Linked DNA regions of Homo sapiens: region 2 is linked to region 1. A link is an interaction called in ENCODE POLR2A ChIA-PET data of the cell type or tissue named here. Cell type or tissue: MCF 10A. All regions are shown on one strand.

Evidence for each region. ChIA-PET counts read pairs that join two places held together with the same protein. Peaks named below come from ENCODE experiments on the same cell type or tissue, not always from the same donor. Only the 100,000 strongest peaks of a DNase experiment are listed, where the experiment ranks them.
Region 2: POLR2A ChIA-PET joins it to region 1 with 5 read pairs; 3 of 35 experiments call an interaction of 5 or more read pairs at or near these places.

Annotation. Positions count from the first base shown.
Region 1 is chr11:12,193,902-12,196,401 of GRCh38, forward strand. The region is part of intron 3 of MICAL2 (microtubule associated monooxygenase, calponin and LIM domain containing 2); the gene reads left to right. Among named protein-coding and RNA genes, the nearest start is that of MIR6124, 31 kb to the left of the region's middle. In MCF 10A, no CTCF peak of the experiment used is centred here; no DNase peak of the experiment used is centred here.
Region 2 is chr11:12,248,757-12,251,256 of GRCh38, forward strand. MICAL2 (microtubule associated monooxygenase, calponin and LIM domain containing 2) reads left to right here. Exons shown (of 28, transcript NM_001282663.2): 22 at 428-490. Among named protein-coding and RNA genes, the nearest start is that of MIR6124, 86 kb to the left of the region's middle. In MCF 10A, no CTCF peak of the experiment used is centred here; a DNase peak (open chromatin) is centred at 1,055.

The DNA.
Region 1 (2,500 bases):
CATGCTGGCTATGTTACATCATTTTGCCTCTGGACCTCAATTCCTCAACTGCAAAATGTGAGCAGCAATGCCATTTTCTTAGGAGTTCCTGCAAGGGTTAAATGAGTGAATATACTTCAAGCAGGTCTGGCAATAATATGGAAGACACTTAATAGACACCTTTACTGACCTCAAGTGGCCCCCGGCCATGGCACCTGCTGAGTGGAAATGTTTGTCATTGGGTAGATTGACAGCACTGCTTGCAGTCCTGCCTGGAGTTCTCTGGGCTAGGAAAGTCTAGGTGGTGGATGCCATTGTCCTCTCCCTCACTATCTGCTGTCATCTCTATGGTGCAATGGTTAAAATCATGGTCTCTGAACCAGATACCGGGATTTGAATCCTAGCTTCACCACTGAATAGCTACAGCTGTAAGACATGGATGATGGATGTTCGTTGTTGTGAATACAGCCTTATAACAGGCCTGGCATGTAGTAAAGAGTGTTAGCTATTATTATTGCAGTGCGGGGACCCCTACATGACTGAACTGATAGGCTTTAACAGTTACTAAGCAACTAAAAAAGAGAAAATGGCAGAAATGAACTGCTCTATTTCCGGATGTTATATTATTTATATATTTTAGCTCTGCCTTTTTCCCCACATGTAGGTTACAACTGGCCCTACATTTTTTAGCTTTGAATATATGTTGACTCAGCCCATCTCAGAAGCCTCCCCTCTTTCTCCTAAAGAAATGTGAGATTTATCTGACACCCCTTTTTGGGTCTTGGAAGACCCTGTGTCTTTTGTTCTCCAGAAGAAGATCGCTGGCCAGATCCAGGCCTTACCCCTCGACTAGGAGCTCTGTGCTATTAAAAGAAAACACCAGGGTACCAGCACCAGAGCCCAAGGGACAAGAATTTACAGGGTCAGTTAGAAGAATGACCATTCACAGGGAGAAAACCGAGGCTATAAAAAGAAAATATATTGTAATTTTTCACATCAAATGATATGTTTAAGATATGTGCACCTTTCTGCAGTTATACAGGCAGTAGGAAAAAAGAGTATGTGGATTTCATTTTATATACATTTTACCTTAAACCTGGGCCAGACACAGTGGCTCATGTCTATAATCCCAGCAGCACTTTGGGAGGCTGAGGCAGGATGATCGCTTGAGGGCCCACCAGCCTAGGCAACATAGGGAGACCCTCTCTCTACAACATTTTTTTGTAATTAGCCAGGTGTGGTGGTGTGTATCTATAGTCCCAGCTACTAGGGAGGTTGAGGTGGGAGGATCACTAGGGCCCAGGAGTTCGAGGCTGCAGTGAGCCGTGATTGTGGCACTGTACTCCAGCCTGGGCTACAGAGCAAGACCCTGTCTCTAAAAACCAAACAAAACCAAAACAAAACCTTGAGCAAATATTGAACTCTAGTCAATGAGATACATGCTGAAATATTTGGGAGGAAATGTATTGATTCTGCTATTTAATTGAAATGCACCACAAAATAAGATAAATTGACTAGTGAGTAGAAGGATAGACGGATGTGAATAGATACATGCTAAAGCAAGGAGAACAAAATCTAATCATAGAATCTAGGTGGGGAGTATTTGGATGTCTTGCAGCTTCTCTATATATCTGAAAAGTATTATAATGAAATGTTGCCAAAAAATGTTGTAAAGCTACTAGATTAAAAACAAAAAAATTACAATGGGAAAATATAAAAGTAGATGCTGGAAATATTTACAAATGTTTAAAATGCTATTTGGAAAACTAGAGTTGAATATGAAGAAAAATAAAACTAGGCCCGTGTATTTTCTGCAATAGATTTCTTTTTTTTTTTTTTTGTATTAGAAAATAGCAATATATATATTTTTAGAGGAAGAGTGTTCTAGACAGAAGACAAAGCGAGTGAAAAGCCCATGTGTGGGCTCAGTGAAGCTAGTACAGCTGGAGTGTGAGAGGAGGGGGTGGTGGGAGCTGAGGACAAAAGGGAAACTGTAGGTTGAGATCATATAGGGTCCTAAGGCCTAGCCACATCCTGTGATTCTGACTTCTGAGTGCCACAGGCAGACATGAAACGATGTGAGCTACGAGTGAGTGACATGATCTGACTTGAGGAGGACTGCTCTGGTTGCTGTATGGGGACAGACTGCAAAGTGACAAGGGTGGAAGCTGGGAGACCAGATAGGAGCCCTGATATCAGTTCAAAGGAGAGATGGCCATGACTTGGATAAGGAGGCAGCGTGTGAGCCGGTGAAAATTGATTGGATTCTATATCTGTTCTGAAGATAGTAAACAAGATTTATTGGTGGATTGGTTGTGAGGTAAGAGGAGAAGAACCAAGACTGATTCCAGATTTTTGGTCTAAGCAAGTAGAAAAGTAGGTAGCACTTACCAAGACCATGTTGATGGGGGAGAAGCAGGTTTTTGCAGGGAGGGAATAAGAGTTCAGTTGTAGATCTGTTATGTGAGTAATGCGTATTGAAGCAGATAGAAATGTCAGTGCACAGTTGGCTGGATTCCGT
Region 2 (2,500 bases), 55 kb after region 1:
TAGGAGGATAAATCTCAGGGACAGGTCTCAAGGCTGCCTCCAACCTCACTGTTCCTCCTTCTATCCTGGGAATAGAGCTAGGCAACCTTTTGGAGGTCTCCTGTGTGCATCCCAGCTTGGGGGATTTTAATTTGCGTAGTGCTGGTGTGGAAGAAGGATATGAGTTTCAAATCAGACTTCAGTTCAGAGCACCAATTACTCACTGTGTGGCCTTGGACAAGTTTGTGAACCTCTCTGAGCATTAGTTTCTTAACCTATAAAGTGGAGAGGACAGCAACTACTCTTGAGGGTAACTGGAATACTGCAATGTCCTAACCTATGCAAAATGCCTGAAGTATCCTGTAAAGCTTCTCTTTCCCCAGTGGAAGAGAATTCGGAAAGAAAGCTTATTTACCTAAAATGCATGTTGATCCCTCTCTTTCTAAAGGAAAAGAAGTCACCTTCAGGGTTCCATTTTCATCCCAGCCATTTGAGAACAGTGCATCCTCAGGTGAGTTAGAGCCTCCCTGAACTTCAGCTGCCTCACCTGCAAAGGGGGATTATCAGACCCACCTGCAGGGCTCTGGGAGTTAAGCGCATATGATCAGCAGCAGTACAGTGCCTGGCACCAGGGGACGAAGGTGGGCAGACATGTGCTTGTACTGGGAGCTCACAGCCCCTAAGGCCTGCCTGCGTCTCAGCTCTGAACTTGTAATTTCCAGACACCCTTGAACACAGTGATTTCAGTTCTTTGCCTGCCCTCCTACCCCCAGCCCTGGGCATATGGCCGAGGAATCAGATCCAACAGGCTGTCCTCTGATGTCTTCTCATACAGGGACTCCTCAGTGAGGATGTCCTTGCCCAAGTGGATCCAACAGACCACCTCTAGCCCTACGTGTCAAAAGCTCCCCTTCCTGTGAGCCCTCTCTTCTGAGGCCCTGCACATTCTGCTCTCACTGCTGCCTTACCCACGTGGGCTTGCTCGATGCTCCTGGCAGGCTGTGTGGCCACAGGTGGCCAAACTCAGCGGAGAAGTGTAGCCGGGACACCTGGTAATCTTGGCTCAGTTCCAGGCACAGGGAGGAACGTTTCCATTGTTCTCACACAAACAGGGCCTGGAGCCTGCTTTTTCCTGCATTCGCAGTTTCTGCCTTGTGCCAGGAATGTCGAGGTGAATAAGACAGGTCACTCAGGGAGTGCAAACTGAGGAAGAGATGGGCCAGCTCGGTGCAGTGTGAGGAACGCTCTGATATCTAGGCGGGGACCATCATTCTGCGTGGGGTCACAGGATCACTTGGAAAATGCCTCTTTGTAGAGGTCTAGCCATCGTCTGCAGCCTCTGGCATGGGTGCGTGTGACAACAGCTGCGTCGCCGTGTTTCTATCTAGATTGGCTCTGGGGAGAGGAGGCAGGGAGCTCGTCCTGTGTGGGCCATGCCACTCTTGTGCAGAGGAAAGTGATTTAAGACAAGAGAGAAGTCCCAGAACATGGAAATGCAAAGCTGCACAAACGGCCGTGCTTTGTTTTAATTTTTGTGGGTACGTAGTAGGTGTATATATGCATGGGGTACATGAGATGTTTGAATACAGGCATGCAATGTGAAATAAGCACATCACAGAGAATGGGGTATCCATTCCCTCAAGCATTTATCCCAATGGCCGTGCTTTGGACTCACTATCTGCCGCGTGCCTCCTGCATGGCCCAGGTTCTTTCAGGAGTCTTTTCCTCAGCCCTGCAAGGTTGGTGGAAGTCTCTCCATTTTACAGATGAAGAAGTTGAGGCTCACAGAAGGGAAATGGCGTATGTGAGGTTAACCTCGTGTAATGTGAGATGATTGCCCTCCTGAAATGTTCTAATTAATTTGCTGAAAAATAATTAGAATTCAAAAGGCAGGAAAAGGTAATGAAAAGCACCTAAATTCTTGAAAATTACAAGAATATTGAGAGATATTTAAAGGGTTGCAAAAGCAGTCCCATGGGACTTTGAAATTACTAGTTCTTAAAAAAACTAGAGGCTGGAACATGATCATCTTTGACCAGATCATCAGATTGTCCAACTTTGCATTTAGATGAATTGTTCCCAGCCTAATTATAAGCTCTTCTCTTGACCAGCCTCCCCAGGAGTGTGGTGTCTTGCCATCAATGCATGCTTCTGTTTGGTAGGAACCACTGGACTGGCTCTAACCCTGAGGTCCACACCAGGGTGACTTATCTAGGATTTCTCCATGAGTTGAGCATTTATTTCTCAGGATCGTGAGAACCTGAGCAGTGCTACTCAAAGTGTGGGCCACAGGCAGGGACTGGGCTGTAATCCCATGATTATAGCAAGTGAGAGAGAGTAAGTGTTGGAAACTTGTAGAACCATTTGATATTGCCACACATTCAAGTGTGTGATCATATTTCTAGTTTATTTTCATTGTATCTGGAAATAACAGGCCATAATGGATTAAATGTTTAAAAAGAAAAAACCTGTCATTAGCCACAGATAGTTTGAGGAGCAGTGAGCTAAGCCACAGTGAGTT